Regions from separate parts of the Homo sapiens genome. Here region 2 is linked to region 1. Evidence: read pairs that join two places in POLR2A ChIA-PET (ENCODE). Cell type or tissue: PC-9. All regions are shown on one strand. Each heading gives the region's core, and the rest is flanking DNA. Links, peaks and the distances in the headings are about the cores only.

Evidence for each region. ChIA-PET counts read pairs that join two places held together with the same protein. Peaks named below come from ENCODE experiments on the same cell type or tissue, not always from the same donor. Only the 100,000 strongest peaks of a DNase experiment are listed, where the experiment ranks them.
Region 2: POLR2A ChIA-PET joins it to region 1 with 12 read pairs; 4 of 35 experiments call an interaction of 5 or more read pairs at or near these places.

Annotation. Positions count from the first base shown.
Region 1 is chr6:82,252,291-82,267,886 of GRCh38, reverse strand. It overlaps the pseudogene LOC100132659. Among named protein-coding and RNA genes, the nearest start is that of IBTK, 12 kb to the right of the region's middle. RefSeq lists a silencer at 2,681-2,975. In PC-9, for the core only: a CTCF peak has its summit at 10,327; a DNase peak (open chromatin) is centred at 7,386; H3K27ac peaks cover 529 bases.
Region 2 is chr6:82,373,286-82,388,881 of GRCh38, reverse strand. No RefSeq gene overlaps it. Among named protein-coding and RNA genes, the nearest start is that of TPBG, 17 kb to the right of the region's middle. RefSeq lists an enhancer at 7,550-7,599. In PC-9, for the core only: no CTCF peak of the experiment used is centred there; no DNase peak of the experiment used is centred there; H3K27ac peaks cover 1,456 bases.

The sequences.
Region 1 (15,596 bases), core at 4,150-12,149:
ACAGTGACTAATAGGGATGAGCATAAATAGATATTTGTATCTTTATGGTTTAGAATTCAGGTCTGTAGAAGCAATATAACTATATGTTCAACAATAGGGGCAGAATAATTCCTGTGTGTTAGGGACAGGGGTGAGAGGTACATTGACAGGAACTGGCAAGGACAGATATTATGGGTTCCATCAGGAAAGAGACATGAGCCTGCTTGGACATCACACCTCTACAAGGAGAAAACTCAGTGTGGAAATGTTAGTGCTGCTGACAAACTGGGCACTAGGGCTGTGGTATGGGGAATCTGATTGAACTGTCTGAGCTTAACATAGGTAGTGGGGAGAAACTAGACTGCTAGCAGATAGTAGCAGATAGTCCTCTGAGGGAAGATGTATGTAAAGGCTTGAATAGGAGCTGGACCAGAAGATTCCATAACCTTATATAGTGTCAATGGCAGAACAGCAGAGGACTAGCAGTGACAAATGGGTCACAAGACATCAAAGAAAAATGCAGCAGCTGCGACTGTAGACTAAAAAATCAAAGATGTTCTCTACTCAGAATGTAGCCACCCTCAGCACTGAGGGTCCTGGTATAGTGGAGGAAGTATTTCAATGATAAATAAGACTTGTACTCTAATGGGATATATATAAATAAATAGAGAAGTATATAGCTAGTTCTATACATATATATTTATCTTTTTATATTTACGTATAAAGACATTTATACATATAAAATACTAGTTATAGAAAATTTAAAATATGGCCAGGCACGGTGGCTCACATCTGTAATCCCAGCACTTTGGGAGGCCGAGGCGGGAGGATCACCTTAGGTCAGAAGTTCAAGACCAGCGTGGTCAACATGATGAAAATCCATCTCTACTAAAAATACGAAAATTAGCCAGGCATGATGGCACATGGTAGCCTCTCAGCTACTAGGGAGGCTGAGGCAGGAGAATCACTTGAACCAAGGAGGTGGAGGTTGCAGTGAGTCGAGATTGCACCACTGCACTCCAGCTTGGGCAACAGAGCAAGACTCTGTCTCAAAAAAAAAAAAAAGAAAAAGAAAAAGAAAAAGAAAAAGAAAAAAGGAGTTCCAGACCAGCCTGGCCAACATGGTGAAATGCCATCTCTACCAAAAATACAAAAATTAGCCAGGCATGGTGGCATGTGCCTGTAATCCCATGTATTCAAGAGGCTGAGGGAGGAGAATCCCTTGAACCCAGGAGGCGGAGGTTGCAGTGAGCCAAGATTGTACCACTGCTCTCCAGCCTAGGTGATAGAGTGAGACTCCATCTCAAAAAAAAAAGAAAAAAAGAAAAGAAAATATAAAATATTTATACATTCTACATTTAATATATATTTTTCAAGTAAAGGCTTTATTTTCATATAGAAACCAAGGACTACAGAACAGCCTCCAGATTCAAAACTTCTGTTTCAGTAATCCTTGGTTTGCATATTAGGTAGGAAAGATTCTAGGAGTGCTAGATCTTTACAAGAAAACTTCTTAATATCATCCTTTACTTCCACCTTCATAATCCCATACATACTATATACAGTTTTAGGTCTATATTAAACTGTTCAAAGAGGACGGGCCCAGTGGTTCATGTCTGTAATCCCAGCACTTTGGGAGGCTGAGGCAGGTGGATCACCTAAGGTCAGGAGTTCGACACCAGCCTGACCAACATGGTGAAACCCCTTCTCTACTAAAAATATAAAAATTAGCCAGGCATGGTGGCGTGTGCCTGTAATCCCAGCTACTCAGGAGGCTGAGGCAGGAGAATTGCTTAAATCCAGGAGGCAGAGGTTGCAGTGAGCCGAGATCATGCCGCTGCACTCCAGCCAGGCCCACAGAGCCAGACTCTGTCTCAAAAAATAAATTAAATAAATAAATAAATAAATAAATAAGCCTGGGCGCAATGGCTTACACCTGTAATCCCAGCACTTTGGAAGGCCGAGGCGGGGGGATCACCTGAAGTCAGGGGTTCAAGACCAGCCTGGCCAACATGATCAAACCTTATCTCTACTAAAAATACAAAAATTAGCCAGTCACTGTGGTGGGCACCTGTAATCCCAGCTACTCAGGAGGCTCAGGCAGGAGAATCACTTGAACCCGGGAGGTGGAAGTTGCGGTGAGCCCAGATCGCGCCAGTACATTCCAGCCTGGGTGACAGAGTGAGACTCCATCTCAAAAATAAATAAATAAAATAAATAAAGTGGTCAAAGAAAGGGAAAAATGAAAAAGGTATATTAATAAAGAGTTACTCAAAATCATGTTAGATGAAATGTGTTAGTCTTAAAAAATAGTTTTTGGCCAGGCATGGTGGCTCACGCCTGTAATTCCAACACTTTGGGAGGCCTGGGTGGGTGGATCACGAGGTCAGGAGTTCTAGGCCAGCTTGGCCAAGATGGTGAAACCCCGTCTCTACTAAAAATAGAAAAATTAGCCAGGCGCGGTTGTGGGCGCCTGTAATCCTAGCTACTCAGGAGGCTGAAGCAGGATAATTGCTTGAACCCGGGAGGCGGAGTTTCCAGTGAGCCGAGATCACACCACTGCACTCTAGCCTGGATGACACAGCGAGACTCCATCTCAAAAAAAAGAAGAAAAAAAGAATAATTTTTAAAGTAGGATGCAATCAGAACTTTTATACATATATAAAATTAACACGTCAAAGATTTTATATAGCTTTGTAATTAATGAGGGAAGCAGTAACATGCTACAACTGATTCATAGATAGGAGAATTAAAAATATCACATATATAATAAGCAATGAGGAAACAAATCTATAAACAAATGCAAAAGCCGTTGGTGTGAGGCAGCCAATAGTGAAGGTGGCTACATGGGTTGCCATGGGGACAGGGCTGTTTCCAGGGAGGCTGTGATGGGGTAACAAGTGCATGACAATGGGAGTTACTCTCAGCAAAGAATGTACAGCAAAGGCAAGAGTAACAGCAGCATTAACCCATGTGACAGCCACACCTTGGTGAAGTTAGCACTTTACATATATGAATATCTGCTCCATGTAGGAGTTCAGAGATCATCCCGAACATTTTTATCAGAGATAAGATGGGGGAAAAAATTGGGAGAACCACCAGGATTCTTACATTCCTGGTGTTGTGTATTTTGGGATCTCTATTTGGCAGCTCCAGAGCCAAAGGAAACATGTGAACACTCAAGTGTAACAAAAAACTTCCATGATTATCTTTTTATATCACCTTGGTACCCTGGAGGTCCAAGGTTCCCATTGAAGATACCTAAAGAGGCACTTGGAAGTATCCTAGGAAGTCAGCCATTACTCCCCAGTGGAATCCAACTTGACAACAAGGACATTTAAGTATGGGTGGGCCAATTTCTCCAAGAGGAATGGTGCCCTGAGGGCCACAGTCTGATCCTTGGTTGTCAGTACAGAATGATGAAGGTGCAATGAGATGCCCAGTGAATGCTTTAGGTGGCTCTGGAATGCCTAGAATGAACATGGGTCTGGAGGGTGGCAGATCTTGGCCAAACCCAACAAATGCCAATTCAGTACCATACTCCTCAACATCTCCTGGGAATTACATAGGCCCTCCAGGAGGTGAGGTCCACAGGAACACCCGTCATGTCTAGTCTAGCAGATTTAATCAACCCTGGAGATATGAATGAATGCAGTATGTTGTAGACCTAACAGACCTAATTTTCCAGTGGAATCTGGGTCAGATGGTACCATGGATGGAGTAGGAGGAGGAATGGAGTCACATCACATGAATGGCTTTTAGGCTCAGGAGATATGGACGGTATTTCTAAGAATTCTCCTGATAAAATGAGCCTGAGTAATCAACTGGGCTCAGGGATAATTGCAAAACTGGGGGAAATTTTTAAAATCCTTTTCAGGGAGTTACTCCTCTCGCATAACAGTGAGTGTGTGATCCATTACCAAGTACCCTCATGTAAACCACAGTGAACTAGCCCATCACAGAACTATCATAAAGGAAAATTATTTATCACAGCGTACATTTAAACAAAGGAATCTGTCCGGGCGTGGTGGCTTACACCTGTAATCCCAGCACTTTGGGAGGCCAAAGTGGGTGAATCACTTGAGGTCAGGAGTTTGAGACCAGCCTGGCCAACATGGCAAAATCCTGTCTCTACTAAAAATATAAAAATTATCCAGGCATTGTGGCACATGCCTGTAATCCCAGCTACTCAGGAGGCTGAGGCAGGAGAATCGCTTGAACCTGGGTGGCTGAGGTGGGAGGATTACTTGAGTCTAGGAGTTCAGGACCAGCCTGGGCAACAAAGTGAGATCGTGTCTACTACCAGCTAGTCAGGAGGCTGAGGAACAAAAATTGCTTGAACTGGAAGGCGGAGATTGCAACGAGCCAAGATCACACCACTGCACTCCAGCCTTGGTGACAGAGTGACACTCTGTCCCCCACCCCAAAAGAAAAGAAAAGGTACAAAGTGGCATATTAAAGTTGACTTAAACTGAACTGCAAATAATTATGTTTGTATGTATATGTGTGGGAAGAAGAATGTACTGTATCTGTGTGTGTTATATGGACATATACACAAACATACATTGACCCTCAGGACATTGTAAAATATTATCACATAACATCTTAGGTAGAAATAAGTAGGGATATTTATTCCATCCTTTATTCACATTAACATTTTAATTACTAAAAGTTGCTTCTGCATCCTCCCTGAACTATTGTGTGCTATCTATGTCCCTGCTTTATGCAAGTTCATTCGTCCGTTCTTTCTTTTCTTTTCTTTCTTTCTTTCTTTCTTTCTTTCTTTCTTTCTTTCTTTCTTTCTTTCTTTCTTTCCTTCTCTTTCTTTCTTTCTTTCTTTCTTTCTTTCTCTTTCTTTCTTTCTTTCTCTTTCTTTCTTTCTTTTTCTTCCTTCCTTCCTTCCTTCCTTCCTTTCTTCCTTCCTTCTTTTTTTTTTTCGACAGAGTCTCACTCTGTCACCTAGGCTGAAGTGCAGTGGGACAATCTGGGCACACTACAATCTTCACCTCCTGGGTTCAAGTGATTCTCTTTCCTCAACCTCCCAAGTAGCTGGGACTACAGGCATGGGCCACCATGCCCAGCTGTAAGTTATTTCTTAAGGTGAACTCAGATGTTATGTTTTTGTAAGTGTCTGCAATCATGGACAGGAATAAAATCACTTAGTTGAGAGTTTATATTAAAAAAAGTAAATAAATACAAAACTTGCTTATTACAGAAATGGAAATAAAGAAATCAGTTGTGTTTCCACCTGACAAAATTAATTTGCATGTTTGTGAATATGAGCTTGTTTGCACTGCTATCCATTATCTACAATTTGCAGAGTTGTAAAATATCTCAAAGACAATGAAAGGTGCAATGATCCCAGCTAAACCACCTAATTTTCTACTGAAGTCATCAGTAATCTTTTTGATGCATTTCAAAGTCTTTTATAGTTTTTCTCTACATTAGCAATCATGGAAAAAGTAGATTCCTTTCAGATGCTCCTATTTATCCCTCAGTTCTTTCACAAATAACTCCACTAGAAGCTTTCAATTAGCCGGGTGTGGTGGCAGGCACCTGTAATCCCAGCTACTTGGAAGTTTGAGGCAGGAGAATCCCTTGAACTTAGGAGGTAGACATTCCAGTGAGCTGAGGTTGCACCATTGCACTCCAGCCTGGGCAACAAGAGGGAAACTCCGTCTCAAAAAAAAAAAAAAAAAAAAAAAAGAAGAAGCTTTCCCTGATCCTTTCAACTGATTGTAATCTCTCTCTTTTTGTAGCTCCACAATCCCATTGTCTCTTTTATGACAGTGTCTCACTTTACTATCAGTGATACTTATGTATCTACCTTATTCTCCATACTAGATTTTAAATTGCTTTTCTTGAATCCTCTGCATTAGCTAACAGTGTCTACATATATAATATGCTCAATAGATATGTGTAATTGCATTTAATGTAATTCTTATATGCATTCAACTAGTCTTAATCAGCTTTGCTTATTATAGGTAGAGATAGCACCCTCCTGCAAAGTAAGATCTGAGGAGTGATCTTTATCTGAAACAGGTCTTAGTCAATTTAGGAAGCTTATTTTACCAAAGTTAAGAACACAGGCCCATGACACAGCTTCAGGAGGTCCTGATGACATGTGCCCAAGGTTGTTGGGGCACAGCTTGGTTTTGTACATTTTACAGAGATTACAATATGTAAGATGTACATTGGTTCTGTGTGGAAAGGCAGAATAACTCAAAGCGGGGAGGGGGCTTCCAGTTCATAGGTAGGAAAGAGACAAAGGGTTGCATTCTTTTGAGTTTCTGATTAGCCTTTCCAATGGAGGCAATCAGATATGCATTTATCTCAGTGAGCAGAGAGATGACTGAGTCCTCTCTGTCCTTTCTCTACAAGGAAATTTCTTGTGAGAGAGGTATGTAGCTTTTTATCTTAGTAGCTATCTTTTTTAGGAATAGAATGGGAGGCAGGTTTGCCCTAAGCAGTTCCCAGCTTGACTTTTTCCTTTGGCTTAGTGATTTGGCGAGGAGTGGGTGGGGGTGGAGGGTGTCCCAAAATTTATTTTCCTTTCACAGACTCATATTCCACAGCATTAATACAAATCAAAGAACTCCAGACAATGCTTGCTTTAGATCTGGCCTGTTCCCAAATCTCTCTCTCTTGAACTATGAGTGCCTGAAAACATTTCCAGTACTAGATTTACTAATGAATTTAGTGAATTAAGGCATCATCACTAAAAGGCAATTATGGTGCCTCACTACCCATTAGCTGCTATTAATAGAGCAGTATGGAGCAGTTTACCAGTTTGATAGGTCTCAAAAGAATGGTAAAGAAAAGGAAGTGAGTTTTTTTCCTTTCCTTTAAATAGGAAATGAGGAAGTAGAACACTTGTAGTTGGGGATGTGTTGGGTCTACATTTAATAAAGATAAACAGAAGTCCTTCATGGTCATCCTTATGAGAAGATTTTACTGGTATTTTCTCTAGTGCAATTAGAAGTTTAGAAAAAGATTTCCATGAAAAGTGTGAATAAAATATTTTAAAACCCTTTTAATGGATGCCTCTTATTTTTTGAAATACAGTTTAGATCGTGATCATCAGCTAATATTTATGGGTTGGCATTACATTGAAATATTTATGTTACTGGATGTGGAAACAGATTGGAGAAGTTTAAAACACTGTCTTTAAAACTGGCAATGATTGCTGTGGGACCCAGAAACAGTTGGCATCCTTGCATAAAAGACACTCGATGCCAATTACTTATGCACTAAATGGGTCTAGAATTCCAGATTAAATTGTCTGCAGTTTTGATTCAATTAGCTTTTGATTCAGTGCCTATGTCTTTAATGACAAAGCTATTCCAGGAAAAGTTGAGCCCTGGAAAAGTTTTATCTAGCTAAGATCCCCCTGAAGGGAGGATGTGAGTCACACTGCACTTACATTGGCAAATAAAACCGTAGTGCATGTCTGCTCCCTGTGGATTTTAATTTGCAGCAACAATAAACTTCAAGTAATGGGTCTTAGGTTAAGTGGTTGAATATCAAATTCAAGTCACAACTAGAAGGTCTTGTCTTAAAAAAGGTGAGGTAAATGTCATAGGCCAAATGGTCTCAGAGGCCTTGTAGAAATGCCTCCCCTCTCACATTGAGATAGCTTGATTTTTCCTCCACCCCAGATATTGTCATGTGAGTCTTTTCACTTTAATTAGTTCTTTTTTTTTTTTTTGAGACAGAATCTTGCTCTGTTGCCCAGGTTGGAGTGCAGTGGTGCAATCTCAGTTCACTGCAACCTCCACCCACTGGGTTCAAGCGATTCTCATGCCTCAGCCTCCTGAGCAGCTGGGATTACAGGTGTCCACAACCATGCCTAGCTGATTTGTGTATTTTTAGTACAGACAGAGTTGCACCATGTTGGCCAGGCTGGTCTCGAACTCCTGACCTCAAGTGATTTGCCCACCTTGGCCTCCCAAAGTGCTGGGATTACAGGCGTGAGCCACTAAGCCTTGCCAACATTTTTTTCATCTATATTTTTATCCACTCTCCCCACTAACACTTGTGTTTTGAAACAAATCCCAAGTAATATAATTTTATCTGTAATATTTCAGTAAATATCTCCCAAACTTAAAAAGTCTTTTTGTTTGTTTGTTTGTTTGTTTTTAAATAACTGAAATGCCATTATCCCAATGTCACACTTTGGGTTCCTCCAGAAGCTGAAACAAAGACAAAAATTTAAGTGCAAGTCATCTGAGAGAGGGAAACATCAGTGGGGAAGTGGAGGGAGTGAGACAGAAAAAGGAAGGTTCTAAGTAAGACTTTCGCAGATGGCTGAATCTGAGTTGGGCAAGCATTACCTCCTCAGCACTTGCAGAAAGCCACAGGGGCAGGCCAACAAGACTTCAGGAGGCAAAGTCTTCAGGCAAAGAAATGCAGTTGTTGGCTGCTAAATTCAGGGTAGCATGCCCTGAAGTGGTAAGGGTGAGAGACTGTGGAGCCCAGGGCCAACAGCTTCTCTTACACAGGCTTAAAAACAGTAAACAGCCTGGGCGCAGTGGCTCACGACTGTAATCCCAGTACTTTGGGAGGCCAAGGTGGGTGGATCACGTGAGGTCAGGAGTTCGAGACCACCCTGGCCAACATGGTGAAAACCCATGTCTACTAAAAATACAAAAAATTAGCCGGGTGTGGTGGTGTGTGCCTGTAATCCCAGCTACTTGGGAGGCTGAGATAGGATAATTGCTTGAACCCTGGAGGCAGAGGTTGCAGTGAGCCGTGATGGCACTCTTGCACTCCAACCTGGGCAACAGAGCAAGACTCTGTCTAAAAAAATAAAATAAAATAAAATAAAAACAATAAACAAGTAACAAGCCAGTGTTCAAATTATTGCTAGTATGTCATACTATTTGATTTTACAGCTTATGTGTCCAAATCATTATCCAAGTAAGGTCCATTTATTGTAACTGATTTACCATCATATGCTGTATAACAACATTTTGGTCAAAGACAGCACATAATACAACAGTGGTCCCAAAAGATTATAATCCATATTTTTACTGTACTTTTTCTATGTTTAGTTATGTTTCCTCACACAAATAAGTACCATTGGGTTACAATTGCTGACACTATTCAGTACAGTAACATACTGTACAAGTTTGTAATCAAGGAACAATAGGCTAACCCACATGGCCTAGGTGTGTAGTAGGCTATACCATCTAGGTTTGTGTAAGGATACTCTATTATGTGGGCACAATGACAAAATTGTCTAACAACACATCTCTCAGAATGTGTCTCCATTGTTAAGTGATGCATGACTGTACATGTTTTTTAAGTCTCTTTTTCTTTCCATTTTTTTATTTAGAAATTTTGAAGCATACAACAAACTTAGAAGAATATTATTGTGAACAAATATGTTTATCGAGATTAAACCATTAACATTTTAAATATATTTGCCTTATCACATATCTACCCATTTGTTCATCCCTTTATGCATTTCAGAGTAAATTGCAGATATTGATCATTTATCCCTAAATACTTTTACCCTGAAACACTTCAGTATAAAAATCATTACTAAGGTTTATATTGTTTATTTATTTATTTTTTTGAGACGGAGTCTCACTCTGTCGCCCAGGCTGGAGTGCAGTGGCATGATCTTGGCTCACTGCAACCTCCACATCCTGGGTTCAAGTGATTCTCCTGACTCAGCTTCCCAAGTAGCTGCGACTACAGGTGTGTGCCACCACGCCCGGCTAATTTTCTGTATTTTTTTCTTTTTTTTTTTTTAATTTTTTGTATTTTTAGTAGAGACAGGGTTTCACCACGTTAGCCAGGATGGTCTCCATCTTCTGACCTCGTGATCTGCCCGCCTCGGCCTTTCAAAATGCTGGGATTACAGGCATGAGCCACTGCGCCCAGCCCATTTTTTCCTTTTGAGGTAAAATTTGCAACAACGAAATGCACAAATTTTAACTGTATATTTGTGGAGTTACGATAAATGCATGTACCCTATGTAACCTACACCTCCATCAAGATATGGAATATTTCTACAACCTCAGAGAGTTTCCTCATTCTCCTTTTCAGTCAATCCCTACCCTCAACTTCTCAAAGGCAACTTTTTTTTAACCTAATGTTGTTCACAATGTTCTCTTACTTTATTTTATTTTATTTTTTGTTCTAATGTCTGTGGTATCTGTGGTGATAACTACTTTTTCATTCCTGATATTGGCAATTGGTGCTCTTGTTGGGAACAAATTTCCTGTGGGTTCCTTCATGTTTCTGCAGGTCCTGTGAGTAGAGGCACTGACAGCCTTTGTTCTGAGTTATCTTTTAAAGATGTTTGTATTGCAAATCACTTGGTAAATAGTGACAGTGGAGCCCTCTAGAGCAGGGACAGGTTTTTATTTTTTTTTATTTTTTTTTATTTTAACTCTCTGGTACAATAAAGATAATTTCTACCTCAGGGGTAAAAGTCAGTCAGGTTTTCTTGCAGTCTACTATAAAGGATTAAGTTACTAAGCCTGGGTTTCCTTAACTGAGATGCCAACCCACTACATTTATAACACCTATAACACCTACCTGGGCCACTCTGTGTCTTTCTCATAGGACTTGAGGGTCTAAAAGAACTAATGCAAATGTGAAGCTCATGCTGCTTGCTGGCTGTGAGTGGTAAAGTGCTAGTCTCTGGCTTAGGAATCTCATTTAGCAGGCCAGATTCCGTGAAACTCTGGCAGATTAACTTGTTAGCTTTAACAGGAGGGTACAATCTCAGACTCTTGAAATTCTTGATGTTTGTCTTCCTTCCTTCCTTCTCTCTCTCTCTCTCTTTCTTTCTTTTTCTTTCTTTCTAGATGGAGTTTCACTCTTGTTGCCTAGGCTGGAGTGCAATGGTGAGGTCTCGGCTCACTGCAACCTCCACCTCCCAGGTACATGCAGTGATTCTTCTGCCTTAGCCTCCCAAGTAGCTGAGATTACAGGCACCTGCCACCATGCGCGGGTAATTTTTTTGTATTTTTAGTAGAGACGGGGTTTCACCATGTTGGCCAGGCTAGTCTCGAACTCCTGACCTCAGGTGATCCGCCCACCTCAGCCTCTTTGTAATCCCCTGTTGGGATTACAGGCATGAGCCACTGCGCTCAGCCTTTTTTTTTTTTTTTTTTTTAAATAACTAATTCTAGCAAGGAGTTTATCAATTTTGCTGATCTTTTCAAAGAACAATTTTCAGCTTTGCTAATTTTTTCTATTACTTTCCTATATTTTAGTTAATTGATTTCTGTTGTTATCTTTATTTCCTCCCACTTACTTCGGGATTTACTTTGCTCTTTTTTTCCCTAGCTTATTTATGTGGAACTTTTGGTCATTGATTTTTAGACATCTCTTCTTCACCAACATAAGCATTTAAAGCTATATATTTCTGAATAGGCATTGCTTTGGATGCATCATACAAATTTTGATATGTTGTATTTTTATTCATTCAGTGTGAAATACTATCTAACTTCCTATGTGATTTCTTCTTTGACCAATGGATTATTTTAAATATCTTGTTTATTTACACATATTTGAAGTTTCCCTAGATCTTAGTTTTATTGATCTCTAATGTAGTTCCATTGTGATCAGAGAACATACTCTGTATGATTGCAATTTTTAAAAATTTATTAAGACATTTTAAGATCCACTATATGGTCTATCTTGCTGAACATACCACATGCACTTGAAAACAAAATGTATTCTGGAGTTGTTGGATGTGGTGCTTTATAAACATCAATGAGGTTGTATCAGTCAGAGATCACCAGAGAAACAGAACCAGTAGGATGTGTAGATGAGAGAGAGGGAGGGAGAGAGAGAGAGAGAAAGAGAGAGCGAGAGGTTTATTATAAATAATTGGCACATGTAATTGTGGAGGCTGATAAGTCTGAGCTCTGCAGTCAGCAGGCTGGAGATCTAGGAGAGCAAATGGCATAGTTCCAGTCCTGGTCCAAAGGCCCAAGAAGTAGAAGAGCTGATGTTGTAGTATCAGAATGAAAGCCAGCAGGCTCAAGACCCAAGAAAAGCCCATGTTTAAGTCTAAGCCTGAAAGCAGGAAAAAACCTGATGTCCCAGCTCTAAAGCAATCAAGAAGGAGGAGTTCCCTTTTGTTCTATTCAGGTCTTCTACTGATTGGATGGGGCTCATTCACATTAAAGAAGGCAGTCTATTTTACTCAGCCTACCAATGCAAATGTTACTTGAACCCAGAAATACCCGCACAGACACACACAGAATAACATTTGACCAAATGTCTGGACACTCTGTGGCCTAGTCAAGTTGACACATAACATTAACCATCACAGAAGTCAAGGTGGTTTATAGTATTGTTCAAAACACCTATGAATTTCTTGATTTTTTTTTGTTTAACTGTTCTATCTATTGCTGAGAGCAGAGTGTTAAAATCTCCTGCTGAGATCATGAAATTGTCTATTTCTCCTTTTAGCTCAGTTGATTTTCACTTCATGTATTTGGAAGTTCTGTTATCAGGAATGTGAATCTTTATGATTAGGTATATACAAATTATTCTTTTTTTTTTCTTTTACTACATCTGTAGCAAAACTGCATACACATTATTTCTTCTGAAGAATTGACCCTTCTTTTTCTTTTTTTTTTTTTTTTTTTGAGACAGAGTCTGGCTCTGCCACCCAGGCTGGAGTGCAGTGGCACCATCTCGGTTTACTGCAACTCCGCTTCCTGGGTTCAAGCGATTCTCTTGCCTCAGCTTCCCGAGTAGCTGAGACTACAGGCACGTGCTACCACGCCCAGCTAATTTTTGTATTTTTAGTAGAGACAGGGTTTCACCATGTTGGCCAGGATGGTCTCAATCTCCTGACCTTGTGATCTGCCTGCCTCAGCTTCCCAAAGTGCTGGGATTACAGGCATGAGCCACTGCACCCTGCTGAGAACTGACCCTTTTATTATTATCAAATAGCCCTCTATCTCTGGCAACAATTTTTTAATTTTATTTAATTAATTAATTAATTTACTTATCTTTATTTATTTATTTATTTATTTAGAGACAGAGTTTCGCTCTTGTTGCCCAGGCTGGAGTGCAATGGCGCAATCTCGGCTCACCACAACCTCTGCCTCCCGGGTTCAAGTGATTCTTCCGCCTCAGCCTCCTGAGTAGCTGGGATTATAGGCATGCACCACCATGCCTAGCTAATTTTGTATTTTTAGTAGAGACAGGGTTTCTCCGTGTTGGTCAGGCTGGTCTTGAACTCCCAACCTCAGGTGATCCACCCACCTCAGCCTCCCAAAGCGCTGGGATTACAGGCGTGAGCCACCACGCCCAGCTACTGGCAACAATTTTTGTCTCAAATCTGCTTTTCTGCTATTATAATAGCCACTCCAGCTTTATTGTGCTTATATCTTTTTCCATGCATTTCTTTTCTATTCTTTTTTTGAGACGGAGTCTTGCTCTGTTGTCCAGGCTGGAGTGTGATCTTGGCTCACTGCAACCTCCACCTCCCAGGCTCAAGCAATTCTCATGCTTCAGCCTCCTGAGTAGCTGGGATTATAGGAGTGTGTCGCCACACCCAGCTAATTTTTTGTATTTTGTTTTATTTTATTTTTTGAGATGGAGTGCACCACCACACCCAGCTAATTTTTTGTATTTTGTTTCATTTTATTTTATTTTTTTGAGATGGAGTGCCATGGCACAATCTTGGCTCACTACAACCTCCGTGGGCCTCTGCCTCCTGAGTAGCTGAATTACAGGCACCTGCCACCATGCCAGGCTAATTTTTTTGTATTTTTAGTAGCAACGGGATTTCACCATGTTGGCTGGGATGGTCTTGACCTCCTGACCTCAGGTGATCTGCCTGCCTCGGCCTCCCATCCCTGGGATTACAAGCGTGAGCCGCTTTTCCCCGACTCTGCATCCTGTTTTATCAGCAGGTTCTTCCTGTATCTTGTGCCAGTCTCCTATCTCATCCTGTGACTATTCTTGCCTAACCTTCTGGGGATGCAGCCCAACAGATCTCAGCCTCATTTTACCCAGCCCCTATTCAAGATGGAGTCACTATGGTTCAAATACCTCTGACATCCCCCTACACCAGTCAGAAGTTCAGACCTCCGGAACTCCTGACTGATTGGCTTCAAGTTGGGGTTCCCATGACTCCCTCTTTGAGTTCTATTAATTTGCTGGAGTGGCTCAAAGAACTCAGGAAATAATTATATTTACTGTTTTTTTGTTTTGTTTTTGTTTTTGTTTTTGTTTTTTGAGACAGAGTTTTGCTCTTGTTGCCCAGGCTGGAGAGCAATGGCATGATCTCTGCTCATTGCAACCTCTGCCTCCCGGATTCAAGCGATTCTCCTGCCTCAGCCTCCCGAGTAGCTGGGATTACAGGCTTTTGCCACCATGCCTGGCTAATTTTGTATTTTTAGTAGAGACGGAGTTTCTCCATGGTGGTGAGGCTGGTCTCGAACTCCCGACATCAGGTGATCCGCCTGCCTCGGCCTCCCAAAGTGCTGGGATTACAGACGTGAGCCACTGCGCCTGGCCTACTGGTTTATTAAAAAGGATATTGCAAAGGATACAGATGAAGAGACGCGTAGGGTGAGGTATGAGGGAAGGGACGTGGAGTTTCCATGCCCTCCCTGTGTGTGCCACCCTCCAGGAATTTCCATGTGTTCACCTATCTGGAAGCTCATGAACTCTGTCCTCTTGGATTTTTATGGAAGCTTCAGGACATCAGCATTCCTTCCCGCAGGGTATAGGGTGGGACTCTCTCGTGGGAGGGTCTTAAGACCCAGAGTCAGAAAGGTGCGGAAACTATGGAAGAAGGGCAGGAGAAGGTCAGAGGCCTGTTCCTGAGGTCTAACATACCCAACTTTATAACAAATGACTGTAACAAGGGCTATGGGAGTTATGAGCCAAGAGCTGTGGATGAAAACCTATATATATATCACAACACCACAGGCTGTTACTTTTTCCCAATCTAGCCTCTTATCCACTTTTCAAGGACTCTTCATAAGTTCTGGACCTTCAATGGCCAAGGTTCTTGTTTTCCAATGCACTGATAAGTTTAAGTATGTTAAGTATGTTTTCTTTTCTTTTTTTTTTTTTTGAGACAGAGTTTTGCTCTTGTCGCCCAGGCTGCAGTACAGTGGTGTGATCTTGGCTCATTGCAACCTCCATCTCCCTGGTTGAAGTGATTCTCCTGCCTCAACCTCCCGAGTAGCTGGGATTATAGGTGTCTGCCACCATGCCCGGCTAATTTTTGTATTTTTAATAGAGATGGGGTTGTACCATGTTGGCCAGGCTGGTCTCAAACTCCTGACCTTAGGTGATCTGCCTGCCTTGGCCTCCCAAAATGCTAGGATTACAGGTGTGAGCCCCCACACCCGGCCTAAGTATGTCTTTTCTATCAGTCCTAGGGATTTATGGCATGAAGAGAAGGCTCCAACCACTATGTATCAAACTCACTCTTTTTCTTTCTTCTCTCTCTCTCTTTCTAATAGTGACAACACAGATTTAATTATTTAGCTAAGTAGAAAAGGAATAGGAGCAATTCTCAGTAAGATGGGCTGAGAAAGGCAAATGATACATTTTTCAGTCATCGTAAAGGGAAGACTTTTAGGAGTTCAGTGTTCTGATTGTAATAGAATACTAAG
Region 2 (15,596 bases), core at 3,298-11,297, 120 kb before region 1:
GTTTCAGTTCCCTTTGGATAACATTTCAATGTCCAAATGTATCAATTCATCAAAGTTTTAAACAGAACATTTAAGCAAATATTTGTTTATCATGCCAAGAAAAATATGTAACCATGCATTATTTGGAAGTTTTTTAATCAATAGAATTATATTAGATATTTTTTCACCTCTTTCATGTAAAAACTATTATAGTGGTCCAGAAAAATGACAGACGCCTCCAGATTAGGAATAATCTGTGTGAAATAAGTAAAATAAATAAGCTACTTGCCGACTTCATTAGTACTTAGTACATTTTGAATCTAACTAAATATTTTAATTTTGGTAATTTTCCATAACAGTTTGTTTATTTGTTTGAGCTAGAGTCTTGATCTATCATCCAGGCTGAAGTGCAATGATGTAATCTCAACCTCCACACCTCTGCTCCTGGGCTCAAGTGATCCTCCCACCTCAGCCTCACGAGTAGCTGGGACTACAGGCATGCACCACCACACTGGGCTAATTTTATTTTATTTAAAAAAATTTTTTCTGTAGAGACAAGGTCTCACTATATTGCTCAGGTTGGTCTCAAACTCATGGGCTCAAGTGATCCTCCCACCTCAGCCTCCCAAAGTGCTGGGATGATAGGCATAAGCCACTGTGCCTGGCTCATAACAGTTATTTTTAAGGGAAATATATAAATTAGATTAATTTTTAGAAAAATTAAAACACATATACTCTAAATATAGGGAAGAATGATATACAGTGGTCATTTTTAATATTGATTTTCTTAAAGGAAGAATGCATATTTATGTTTACAAAACATGGCTAGAAAATTTTTTAAACTTATAATAATATAAACTGCTATGGCTTTCAGTTAGGAAAAAACAATATTTTTTTCCAAAAATGTATTATATTTAAATGTTTGAGCCTCCTAGAACAGGGTGGTTTAGCTTTCTGAAACATGTATTTTTTCTTAATGATATATTATAAACAATAAGTGTTACAGTGGGTTCAACTCATTTTTGAAAGTCCTAGAAGAGTACAAAATGGAGAGCTACATAAACACCAGGAAAGAAACCAAATTATTCAGAAATAACCACCTTATGTAAAAGCTTCATCCAAATGAGGATTTTTGTGTAATGTAAATAAACCTTTTACTAAAAGTAGACAGTTACCATTATTATTAACACTTTATCCCCAGGAGGTACAATTTTCCCAATTCTAAGTAGTAACACAAAAATGCCCAACAATTGTTCTTCCTAGAAAAAAAAACTGCTGTATTCAATTTGTATTTATTCTATTATTTTGCAAAATCACTGGAATATAAAAAAATACATCATATAAAGTTTCACTCTACATAAAACGAGGTTTCAGAAAGAACTATTTTCCAGCCTGCCAGCTGTTTTTCCTCCTTTATTGTAAGTTAACAGTAGTGATATATCAAGGATATTGAGAATGCACAAATGTATTAAGTCTCCTGCTGCCTTGTCTGTAAGTATCTTATTCATTTGCCAAAAAAAGATGTACTAAAGTTTGTACTTGGCATCTTCCAACTGAAAAGCTGCTTTAAAAGATACAGAAGTTGTTTTCCATTATTCTAATTTCTGCTACTCAATTCTACCTCAACCTGCAACTGACAACCAAAGAAAATAAAACATTCGCTTTTATTTGCTTTCATCAAAAACACCACCAAAAATGAATTTGTTAATGTTAAATTAGTTCTATAACCTTCCATTTAGTTTTAAGTGACTCCTGAAAGAGTTATCCAAGATAAAGAGAAATGTTGACAGAATCTGATGGCACAAGAGGGAACTATCCAGGCAGAAAATCTCACAGCCCCAGCACTGCTTGGTGGTTCAGGAGTAGGAGAGTTAGAGGTGAAAATACACACACCCATGCTCACACGCGCACACACACACACACATTCATGTGCACATGGACACATATACATAGAACATAACATCAAGGAGATTCCCCTCATGTTTGGAATTGCTTTAACAGACACCATGCCACATCAAAATGTGGCTAAATCAGCTGTGTTCAAAAGAGAAGCAGAGAGGCCAATGCCTTTCCTGGAAAAAGTCCAGTGTTGGAAGCCCATTGCAGCTACATCTGAGGTTCACTTGCCCATTCCTGCCAAAAGTGCATGCCTCTTAACCCTTTTGAGTCTATTATTATTATTATTATTATTATTCCATCTCAAAATGAGGTTAATAATAGTCCCAAGACTTCATTTTGTTTTTAGACAGCATCCACTGGATTGCACCTGTAAATGCTGTATAGTCACCTGGGCAGGAACCAGTAGTATGGGCCATTATTAGAGGTATTAAAGGCTCAGAAAATCAGTAGACAGAAGTCAGTACCATACTCAATACAATCTTGATCCCTTGATCAATACCATACAGATTGAAAGCCAAATTAATTTAAAATTAAATCTAGGCAAAACCCCATATCTTAATAAAAGAAGTTCAAACTCTGACAAATAAAACATATTCAAATTGCAACAGCACTAATTGCTTTTCTTTTACTCTGGTTTACTTTAGAAGGTTTTGGTGCTGTCATTCTAATGATTACTACTGTTTTAACCCTCTTAATTAATGTTTTAAGTTTTGTACTTTTATCTTGACAGCAGTTTTATAAAAGGAAACAATTTTGAACAAATAAAAAGTGTTACCTGAGCAGTTCTGCAGCTTAGCCAGCTGCACAGGTGTAATGGAGCACTTGGCACAGTTCCATTTAGCCTCTGGCATTCTGAGAATATTTGTTATGAAGCGCAATCAGGACACACATTTTAATGGATGCAGATGACTGAAGTCCTCTGGCTGGAGACCATCCCTTCATATCTGTACAGCTTCGGTCACCAAAGGCTTCCTCAAGACTTCCCAGGGTACAAAGCCACAAAGTATAAATGTGAGGGTGAGAGGAGGGTTCTGTGCTAGAGCAGAGGCCAGAATGAAAGCTTAGTACAGTGCTGTTTTGGATAATGCCTGGCTTAAAGTGGACACTCATTAAATGCTCAACTGAGGTTAAATCAATTTGCTATGGGGAGAAAACGAGGAAAAGAGGTGGAGAGCAGGGGTTAAAATGCTGAGAACTAACGTATTATGAAATGTCCTGTTATTATTTAATGAGCACTCAGCTGTGTCTCTGATACCACATAACCTAGATCATAACACCTCTGTTAAAGCTGTGTGACTCAACCTGTCTGTTCTTTCATGGAGGTTTATTTTTAATTACTTTTATTTTGTAATTAGGGAGTTTTTCCTACCATAGAAACTGAGATTGACATGCTAATGAGGAGACAATGAAAATCTGATAATTTAAAGTGAAATGAAAATCTCTTCAGGCTAGTAACTGACTTACCAGGGTTTGACACCCTTGTAGTATATGATAAAGGTATAATTTCCAGTTAAGATTTGTGGTCCTCACTGCTGACCTCAGACTTGGTCTTTAAAGAATTTGAAATATGACAAATGAACCTTGACAGAAATACATTTAACAACTAGTTTGCTGACATCCACAGGTAAGGCAGAGAAAACTGCCAGTTCTCAAAAAAACTAATTTGCATCTGGCTCTCACCCTCAGGAGCTGCCTCCAGGGCCCTGTTCACACTCACCCGAAGGAGCCCTGCCGGGTGAGCCCTGCTCCCATGCCTGGGGACCCTGGACCATCTATCTGGAGCCAACACAGTGAGCCAGAGGAGTCGGCTCCTAACTTGTTAAAATGCAGTTTGTAACCACTGAGATAAATATTTACTTCCTTTAACCTTTACTTATGTTAGATGGTTTTACTCAGCAGATGAGGAAAAAATCTGCTTTGTAGAAATATCTGTTAAATTTCTGTTAAATGCCCAAAGTTCAACATTTTGAAATGAAAAGAAATAAACAAACAAACAAAAACACTCTCTACATAATGAACATCTCATCTGTTATTAGTTACAGGATAAAAAAACACTCTCTACATAATGAACATCTCATCTGTTATTAGTTACAGGATTCGCTCTACTTAGGTTTCTCCCTTTCTCACTCTTGAGTGTTTATGAAAGGCCAGTAAGTAATTAGCCTGAATGTCTGCAAAAGGGTATCAAACACAAATTTAGCATTTGAAAGACATAAGCTCCTGTGAAATTCCAAACACAGTATTAATTACTTGTTAAGAGTAATTAATGAAAATGACTACATTTAAATATCTTCAAAGACTTGGAAAAGACTCATTTCAAGTTTCCTTACAAACACAAATCCAAAATATGAACTCGTATTTTATGTTTGATGTCTGCAGTCAACTCTAGATTAAACTTGTTGTGTCAGAGTGACAGAGCTATGGAGTTAGTAAGTGCACAAAAGAAAAATATTTTGGAAAATGTAACTGAGTTAAAATCTCATACCTTATTGCAGTTGTGAATTGTTTAGTATTGAATGATAGCCTTTCCTGATGCCAGCATTTCATGAGCAATTTACGTGTAGTTAAATTTATCTATCAGACAGTTTTCCAAACACATTTTCTTTTTTACCTTCCTCTAAAATCTTGTTATTCAAAGTGTAGCCTCCGGACCAATGGCTTCTGAACTGAGTTTGTTAGAAATGTAGAATCTCAGGCTCCACACCAGACCTTCTCAAACAGACACTACACTTTAACAAACACTCTGAATAATTCCTCCACACACTAGTTTGAGAAGCACTGTTATAAAACACAACTACACAGGTTTCTTGTAAAAGAGAGATGGGTTTTTTAATTTTCAGAACTAATAAAGTCAATTTTTTTTAATTCGAAAACTTTTCCTATTTAAAACAATTCACATAATGAATGTAAAGGATTTTTAACATGGCTCTAAATTTTTCTAGAAATCCCCCTCCATTTTGTTGGAGGTTTGTTATAATAGTCCCAATATGCAATAAACAAGTTACAAGTTACAAACAAAAGGATAATTCTTGATGCCAAATATAATAGTAACAACTAGTTTTGTCTGATGTAATATTACAAATAGGCCACGTTTATTATTCTGCCCTCGTTTATCAAATATTTTGTATCTTGTATGTAGTATTTTCGGAATTTGTGATAATGGAATTATGCTGCAAATCCTCTGACAAAATTATAAAAAGCTTTGTTCAGAACAAGAGTAACCTCTGCTGGATTGTGATTGTCTTTTGAAAATCCAGAACAAAACTGAGAATCTTCTCTGTTTTTACAGAGAAAGAGCAACTGCTTTGTTTACTTGGAGATAATCTGTGTTCATTTTTTGAACTAAACTAAGACTCCTAATGAATAATATGCTGGTGTCCTGAAGAACACATTATCTAAATGATAATGTAACATTTTACTGTCAAATCACGAAATCAGATTTATTTACGCCAATGACATATTTTCTACTTAAATTTAAATATTTTCATGCATCATCTTCAATCTTTTAACAATAAATTAGTTTCAGGAAAAAAAACTAAAAAGAAATAGGGGTCTGAAGGTAAAAAAACTATGTTGATTTATTTGTTTCCATTTTTCAAAAAATTTCCGAAATAGTTAACAATGAAGAATTTTTTTGTAATTTGTAAAAAGGCTTCATTTTTTAAAAAACAACCAAAAATTGTTTACCCCTTGGTAAAAGTACAAAATAATTGTATATTAAAAATAGAATGAGAATCACTAATAGGAGGTCTTCTTGTCTCCATATTGCCCATAAAATAAAATCATTTGATCCTAGAGATGCTTAAATGAGAGTCAATCAGAGGAAAACTACCTTATGCAATCAAAATTGTTAAGCAGTTACCCAAAGTTTAAAGAGCAGCAATATGAAATGCATAATATGCTGTACTTCTAATTTTTACTTTGTAAATTATATGTTCTTGTTGACAGGACAGAAAATTCAACAGGAAAAAAAGTGTAACCACAAGAAAGTATACAGTATATGTAAGAAGAGAAGATGTTCTTCAAAAAAGAAAGCATAGTTTTGATTCTAGTTCTTTCTACTCAAAAACCTTCCACAGCTTACTGTTTCTGATTGAATAAATTCTAAGCTTTTAAGCATGGCTCCAAAGTTTTTCATGACCTTGTCCCAAATCTTACCAGTTACCTCCTACTTGCCATCCTCTCTTTATTCTAACCAAATCAAACCATTTGCTACTTCCCTAATGCAACCTGAGTTTTTCCATTACACACTTCTGCTCACATTGTTTATATGGATTGGGATACTCTCTCCAATACAACCTCACCCTGCCATACTCCCCATTATGACCCCAAACTACCTAGAAAAATCCTACTCTGTCAGTTAGAATGCTTATAAGCTTCTTGTAACAGAATACTCAACTAACTGTGCCTTAAATGATGTAAACATTTATTACCTTACATAGCAATAAGTCTGAGCTAGAAGAAGCATGTGATTTCCATCATTCTGTTTTGCTATCTTTGGGATGTTGACCATTGTCTCTGGGCTTCTTTCCTTATAGTCACACGGTAGCTGCCACTGCTCCAGGCATCATATCCTCACATATCTATATCAAAAGGGAAGGAGACGCTGGGTGCAGTGGTTCATGCCTGTAATCCCAGCACTTTGGGTAAGACGGGTGGCTCACCTGAGGTCAGGAGTTCGAGACCAGTCTGGCCAACATGGTGAAACCCCATGTCTACTAAAAATACAAAATTAGCTGGGCATGGTGGTGCATGCCTGTAATCCCAGCTACTCAGGAGGCAGAGGGAGGAAAATGGCTTGAACCTAGGAGGCAGAGCTTGCAGTGAGCCGAGATTGTGCCATTGCACTCCAGCCTAGGTGACAAGAGTGAAACTCTGTCTCAAAAAAAAAAGAGGGGGGAGGGGAGAGAAGTTCTTCTCATACATCTTTTTTAAAAGAGAAGGAAAATGTTTTCCAGCATGCCTTCAGTAGACCTTTGTTAGGTGCCAATTGAAAGAAACCATCCATGCCCATTCTCTAGCTTCTGAGGAGGCAGGAAATGCAAGCATTGTAGCCTATAAAATGAATAGCCTCTATACTATCCAGAAGGAGGATGGGGGTGGGGTGGGAATAGCTGTTATGCAGGCAGTCAATGGTTGCCTCTAGTCTCTAGTCCTCCAAAGCCCAAATCCAGTAACATTGACTCCATGGAGTCTTCTCTGACTCATCCAAATAAAAATAATCTTTCCTTTGGGTTTTCACAACCCTATGTACCTTTCTATTCACATTTTGCTTTGTATTATAGTTACCTGTGTATTTGCCCCATTTATATTATAAGAATGTACCAATTCTATTCTTATTCATCTTTTGTTCCCCATATGCCCCTATGGCCTTGACCCTTAGAAAGTCTTGAATAAGTATTCTTGAAACCTCACTAATGTGAATCACAGTGAGATAGTTCATTTCAGCTACAGAAGGAAAAACAAAAACAAAACCCCACATAGCCCAAAAGGAAATGTAGGGCTTTCACCACAGTTGCAATTAATAGATACTCTGTTTTTCAATATGCAAACTACATGGTTAAGAGTCAGAAAAAATATATGTAGAGAAGCTGAGTTTATCCTCTCTCCTGACACACACACACACGCACAGACATAAAAGGCATCCTGTAAAGACTAGTCCACTTGTTACTGGAGGACAAAGTGGAGCCTCCCAAGGGCTTATCCTCACAGGATTCTAGACTCAAGCCAATTCATACCAAAAGGATTAGGGCTAACTACTAGGCATAGAGGAGCAATAAGGCTAGAAATCTCCCGAGAAATTTGTGGAACAAAGTTGCCATATCGCTTCTTGATTCAAACCTCCTCTCTTAACATGAAAGAAAAAAACATGTACCTCAACTTCTGCCACTCACGGTTGTACTTAATCCAAATTCATGCATTCAGTCTCCCGTGGAGACTACGGCACTGCCAGAATCTCCAGAAGCCATTGCCAGTAAGAAAGTCCACTTGAGTCAAGCCTCAATCTGGCTTGGAACGCTGCTCAACTCATGGATTGGCCAAAACTAGTCCCATCCAGTCAAGTACCATCGGCTTTCTGCACTCGGTTCTGTTAGCAAAATGCTGGCTGCAAATTGAGTTTCTCAAGCAAAACAAGGACAGTAACAAATTGTCAAATATCCTAAACATCAACATTGCTGGTTGTGTTTAGTTAAATGCCATTTTTTTCCTAACACGAAGTCAAAGAATTGAGTCAGGTTTTCTCAATGCCAAAGCAATTACCTCCAATCAAGGGGTAGATGACACACAGAGAAAAATCCAGCTCAGTGGTTCTTTGTTTTTGATTTGTATTGTTACATCTCTTACCAAAGACTAACACTATGGCAACCCGCACATGCAAAACAGTCAAGTGTAGGAAAAGTCAATCTAAAAATACAGTTTCTATATTATTCTAAAATTAATTGAAAAAAGTTGTTTCTTTGGACTGAATGGTAATTTTGGTTTTATGACCAATAAAGCCACTTAAAATAAGAAGCAGCTGATTTGTATGTGAAGCTGCAGGTTATTTGAAAAATACCTCGATTGCAGTGTACATCAGGTCAGTTTACATAAGCAGCAGAGGAGCCCTTAAAGCTGGGCCTTGGTGAGGACATAGGGATTAGCACTCTGGCAGACACATGAGAAGGGCAGGAATGCTTGTTCTCAGCTTTTCTACCGAGAGGACAACTGTCCAACCAAGATTAAGCTGAAAAGACATGACAAAGTTTTCTTAACTTTAAAAGGAGAACTTCATAACCATTTGATTCATATGATAAATGCAGACCTCAGATCTGATAATTAAGGTCAACACATTCAAAACAAGGCTTGAAATGTCTTACTTATCTACAATGGTGTTACACCAATATTCAAAACTAAGTTTCAGTTTCTGGAAAGCATTTTTGCAAAAATGGATGCAGCCAATAGCATAAAAACGGATCATTTAATGTCACAAAGAAAATCTATGAGCACATCTGGATAGTCAAAGTAAAATAGTGTTACTATTCTTTTAAGGGAAGTGCTTCATTTTTGAGCTATTTTTTTTTCCATTTTAGACTTGTAAATGGCATTCCTATGGTCCTCTTTTCCATATACAATATCTTAACCAGGATTTTCTATTATTTTATTATCATTCTTCACATATGTTAAATGCCATCAAAATGTAGTGATTGTTTATAGTTTAACATCAAAAAATAAAAAAATAAAAACTTTGAATTATTTGGGTCACTTAGCCCATAATCCCATATACCATACATGCAGAAGAGAAACAAGTTATGTATATATACTACCCCTCCCTTTTATTCTCTCACCCCACATCTGGGCAAACTAATAAATCCACAGTTATTCCCATTCCCTACTTCTTACTCCTTCACAACCCCCTCCTACCTTGGCATGAATGGCGGGTAGAGGAGAAGCAGGAGGGAATTCAAACCAAGCAAACCTAGGAACCCTTATCCTGGCCTGACTGTCTACCCACAATAAAAATCAGAGCCACTCTCCTCTCTTTGCTTAAGCCCTTCTATACTAGCTTGGATGTCTGCCCTGCTCTCTCCAAAAAGTCCCATTATACGGGTAATAAATCCTTTCATACCCTCTTGGTGTGTGTGTGTGTATCATTCTCAAACTTAAAATTCAAACCACTTTGGTGGGAGTCATGAGTAGATGATGATCCTGCCATCCACAGGGCAACCAAAAAGCAACTGGTAGACTCAACTGCATTGTCTAGTTGAGGACCACCACCACCTAGGAGTCTTTCTTTTCTTGCTCTTAGCTTGCTCACTATCTTTGATGACAATTATTCATGTCTCTCCTTTACCACTGATACTATTGCCTTAACTAAATTTCCCATAGTTACAGTGCCCATTGACCTAAAATATCCCATAGTGCACATGAATTCTTTGACCTCACAAGTAATAAATCGAAATAAAATTAATTTTTTTTTTTTGAGATGGAGTCTCACTCTGTCACCCAGGCTGGAGTGTGGTGGCGCAATCTCGGCTGACTGCAAGCTCCGCCTCCCGGGTTCACGCCATTCTCCTGCCTCAGCCTCCCAAGAAGCTGGGACTACAGGCACCCGCCACCAGGCCCAGCTAATTTTTTGTATTTTTAGTGGTGATGGGGTTTCACCGTGTTAGCCAAGATGGTCTCGATCTCCTGAACTCGTGATCTGCCCACCTCGGTCTCCCAAATAAAATTAAGTTTTTGGCACTTAAAATTGGCTTACCAAAATGGGACTCCATGGACCTTTCCTCACAGCTAAATTAGTTAGTATAGTCCAACATAGATTAAACCAAGACCATGGACCTTCTCTCACAGCTAAAATAGTTAAAAAGTCCAATATAGATTAAACCAAGACCTACAGGAATTAAAACCCACCATCTAAGACTTCCAAAAGGAAGGCGCCATCATTCCTGCTATTTTCCCTTTTAATTGCCCAGTTTGGCCAACGCTCAAACTTGATAACAATGAATGGCATCTAACAGCAGATTATCACAACCTTAATGGCACGGTGCCTCAATTAAGGCTCTCATACCTGATATTATTGAAATTATTGACTCTATCCAATCAGTAACTGAAAAATGCTTTCCTATTATACATGTGGCAAATATGTTCTATTAAGTTTCTATTTCAACAGCCTCTCAGTTCCAATTTGCCTTCACCTTCAAAGGGACACAATACAACTTTACCTGACTGTCCATGAGGTATCTCAATAACCCTGCCCTCCTACACAATCTCTGCTGCCATGATCTTCATCACATCCACCTTCTTCCAGGAACACAGATATGATATTACGTTGATGGCATCCTCCTCTTCAAAGATTCATTTGACATACTCATTCAAAAAATACAAATACTCACAAAAAGAAATGGGCATTGCCCAACAAAAAGTACAAGGCCCTGCCATATCAGTTAAATTACTGGGAATTATTTTGTCAGTCAAGGACTACTCCAGCTCTGATACTATCAGAAAACAATTAGTGGCCCTCTCTTAACACCTGCAATGTTAAGATAAGCAAACAATCTTTTAGGACTTTTTAGGCTTCTGAAGGCAAATATTCCTTACTTACAAATTTTACTTAAGTTCACTTATGCTGCTACTTGCAAACTGGCCCATGATATAGTTTGGCTCTGTCCTCACCCAAATCTCATCTTGAATTGTAGTTCCCATAATTCCCACGTGTTGTGGGAGGGACCTGGTGGGAGATCATCGAATCATGGGGGTGGTGACCCCCATGCAGCTGTTCTCATGATAGTAAGTGAGTTCTCATGAGATCTGATGGTTTTATAAGGGGTTTTTCTCTCTTTTGTTCGGCACGTCTCCTTGCTGCCGCCACGTTTAGAGGATGTTTTTGCTTCTCCTTCTGCCATGATTATAAGTTTCCTGAGGCCTTCCCAGCCATGCTGAACTGTGAGTCAATTAAACCTCTTTCCTTTGTAAATTACCCAGTCTTGGGTATGTCTTTATTAGCAGTGTGAGAACAGACTAATACAGTAAATTTGTACCAGGTAGTGCAGTGCTACTGTAAAGATACCCACAAATGTGGAAGTGACTTTGGAACTGGGTAACAGGCAGAGGTTGGAACAATTTGGAGGGCTCAGAAGAAGACAGGAAAATGTGTCTCTTTCCAGAGACTTAGAGGGCTCAGAAGACAGGGACATCTGAGAAAGTCTGGAACCTCCTAGAGACTTGTTGAATGGCTTTGACCAAAATGCTGATAGTGATATGAACAATAAAGTCCAGGCTGAGGTGGTCTCAGATGGAGATGAGGAACTTGTTGGGAATTGGAGTAAAGGCCACTCTTGCTATGAAAGGCCACTCTTGCTATGCAAAGAGACGGGTGGCATTTTTTCCCCTGCCCTACAGATCTGTGGAACTTTGAACTTGAGAGAGATGATTTAGGGTATCTGGTAGAAGAAATTTCTAAGCAGCAAAGCATTCAAGAGGAAGCAGAGCATAAAAGTTAGAAGAATTTGCAGTTTGACAATGAAATTGAAAAGAAAAACCCATTTTCTGGGAAGAAATTCAAGTCTGCTGCAGAAACTTGCATAAGTAATGAGGAGACAAATGCTATTCACCAAGACAAAGGGGAAAATGTCTCCAGGGGATGTCAGAGACCTTCCCAGCAGCCCCTCCCATCACAGGCCCAGAGGCAGAGGAGGGAAAAATGGTTTCCTGGGCCAGGTCCAAGGCCCCCCTGCTGTGTGCAGCCTCAGACTTGGTGCCCTGTGTCCCAGCTGCTCCAGCTGTGGCTAAAAGTGGCCAAGGTACAGTTCAGGTTGTGGCTTTGGAGGTTGCAAGCCCTAAGCCTTGGCAGCTTCCATGTGGTGTTGGTCCTGAGGGTGCATAGAATTGAGGTTTGGGAACCTCCACCTAGATTTCAGAGGATGTAGGGAAATGCCTGGATATCTAGGCAGAGGTGTGCTGCAGGGGTGGAGCCCTTATGGAGAACCTCTGCTAGGGCAGTGCAGAAAGGAAATGTGGGGTTGGAGCCTCCACACAGATTCACCACTGGGCACTGCCTAGTGAAGCTGTGAGAAGAGGGCCACCATCCTTGAAACCCTGGAATGGTAGATCCACCAACAGCTTGCATCATGTGCCTGGAAAAGCCACAGATACTCAACACCAGCCAAAAAAGCAGCAAGGGAGGGTGCTATACCCTGAAAAGCCACAGGGGTGGAGCTGCCCGGGACCGTGGGAGCCCACCTCTTGCATCAGCATGACCTGGATGTGAGACATGGAGTCAAAGGAGATCATTTTAGAACTCTAAGGTTTAATGACTGCCCTACTGGATTTTGGACTTGCATGGGGCCTGTAGCCCCTTCGTTTTGGCCAATTTCTCCCATTTGGAATTACCCAATGCGTGTACCCCAATTGTATCTGGCTTGCTTTTGATTTCATAGGCTCATAGGCAGAAGGGACTTGCCTTATCTCAGATGAGACTTTGGACTTGGACTTTTGGGTTGATGTTGGAATGAGTTAAGACTCTGGGGACTGTTGGGAAGGCATGGTTGTGTTTTGAAATGTAAGGACATGAGATTTGGGAGTGGCTGAGGCAGAATGATATGGTTTGGCTGTGTCCCCACTCAGATCTCATCTTGAATTGTAGTTCCCATAATTCCCACATGTTGTGGGAGGGACGTGTTCTTGTGATAGTGAGTGAGGTCTCATGAGATCTGATGGTTGGTTGGTTGGTTGGTTTTTGAGACAGAGTCTCACTCTGTTGCCCAGGCTAGAGTGCAGTGGCACAATATCAGCCCACTGCAATATCCACCTCCCGGGTTCAAGCAATTCTTCTGCTTCAGCCTCCTAAGTAGCTTGGACTACAGGCATGTGCCACCACACCTGGCTAATTTTTGTATTTTTAGTAGAGATGGGGTTTCACCATACTGGCCAGGCTGGAATCTGATGGTTTTATAAGAGGCTTTTCCCCCTTTAACTCAGCTCTTCTCCTGGTTGCTGCCATGTGAAGAAGGACGTTTTTGCATCCCCTTTCGCCATGATTCTAAGTTTCCTGAGGCCTCCCCAGTCATGCTGAACTGTGAGTCAATTAAACCTCTTTCCTTTATAAATTACCCAGTCTCGGGTACGTCTTTATTAGCAATATGAGAATGGGCTAATATAGCCCACCTTGAATGAGGTCTCCTTTAACTAAATGCTCTAGAATCTGTTCAAATTACACACAATAAGCACTCTCCTTAATATACCCCAGAGATTCCCTCACTGTAGAGGTTTTAGCAACCTCCTCTCATGCCTCCTGGGGTCTCTGGATCACCTGTAAGTTGCCCACAGGCTTTTGATACAGGAAGCTGCCCTCCTCAGTCCCATGCCACACACCATTTGAACATCAACTGCTGGTTGCACATTGGGCCTTTCTGGAGACAAATACCCTCATGGCCCCTAAGCCTGTGATCCTATGTACCCAGCTGCCTCTTATGCCTTGGATCATTGACACAGCACTCTGCACAATCAGCACAGTTAGTTATAGAGGCCTCTGGACAAAAATGGAAATAGTACTTATAGACCAGAAGCAAACTTAGGCCTCCTGGCATATCCAACCTACAGGAGGAAGTGGTTTCTCCTGTCCTCAGCCCCTTGCCAAAGGTAATGGTGCTGTAGGCCACCCTTCTTCCAGGCCCACTGGCCACCTGGAGAGTCTCTTGGGATCAACTGAGTAATCAGAAAAGGGATTTCATATGCAAGGTCACCATAAAATGTAATGATGCCCTCTAGTGAGCTGCTGCTATTCATTCCCTAACCAGGACATCCCTGATCAAGGATGGGACTCAAGAGCCAGCACAACCAACCAAACTTCATGCAGTCATCTTAGCACTACATGATGTTTAACCAACAACTGGTCCAGTATGTCTATTTGTATACATTATTGGGGCATTACTAATTATCTAGTCAGTTAGTCTGATCTGTAGCAATAATAGCAATTCCTTATCCAAGGTCACCCCACTTTGGGCTAAAAACAAAATCTCTGGGAATTTTTTGCCTTACAGATAGCCAAAATATAAACAAATGTCACACATCAGCCCACACTAAAACTAAACGAAAAGGCCTCACCAAGACACTTCTTATCCCCTTCAGAGTTCCAGAAATTATTGATGATGACCAAGGCCTGCATTTCACTTCTTAAAATACACACCATGGACTTTTGAAGAAGACATGCAATGGAACTCTCACCTCTCTTACTGACCTCATGCTGCAAGTCTCATAGAGTACAATAATGGTTTATTTAAACAAGTTCAAAATCAATTAAATCAGCCCTGGCACATTTCAGTCATCAATCAAACATCAGTGGTGAATTGTAATAGAGTCTGACTCCATTTGTGATGTCTGAGTACTCATAGTTTTTAAGATCCATTCCTCCTCCTCCCACTTTTTGTCCCATATCTGAGCAAGCCTATAATAGGGCCCATGAACTTCATCCCTTGGCATCTGCTGGAATGTGAAGACCAGACAAACCTGAAGCCTCCACGTGGCTCCAACCCTGATCACAATGAAAAACAAAGCCAAGTCCTGCTCTCCCCAAAAAGTCACATTATGCAAGTAATAAACCTGTGCATACTCTCTTGGTGTGTGTGTGGTCTCATCAGTCTTGATATCCAAACCAATTTGGGAAGGGTGTTGATCTCATCTTTGTTGGGTACAGCCACAGCTATGCATATAACTCCTTTGCTCGTAGACTTCCAAGAGCTCCCCCACTGTCCACTAAATTGTATAGAAACTATTTATGATAGCTTCCATCTAGAAAGATAAATTTATCTTTCTAGTCTTATACTCCATTATTCTCCTTTGTAAACATTACATTTCAAATGTTACTGTTCCCAGAAAACACTTGGTCTTCAATTGCCTCCATTCTCTTTGCTTATGCTATTCTCTCTGTCCTGAGTTTTCTTTTCTACCCATCATCTCTCTTTGCCTCTTCTTCAAAATCATCTTAAAAGCTAACTCTTCCATGAACCCTTTTTGGATTCTCCTGACCAGACAAGATCTCTCCTTACTTTGAACCTGATATCACCTTGTTTGAATCTCTGGTGGGGTTTATCATGTTCTATGCTAGAAAAAGCACAGACATGATCGTCATTCACATCTCCTCTAGAGCAGGAGTTAAGAGCTTGGATCCTGAAGGCTCCCCCAACATCCTCCCCAGAAAAAAACAACAGTTCAAATCCCATATCTGATTCTTACTACCAAGT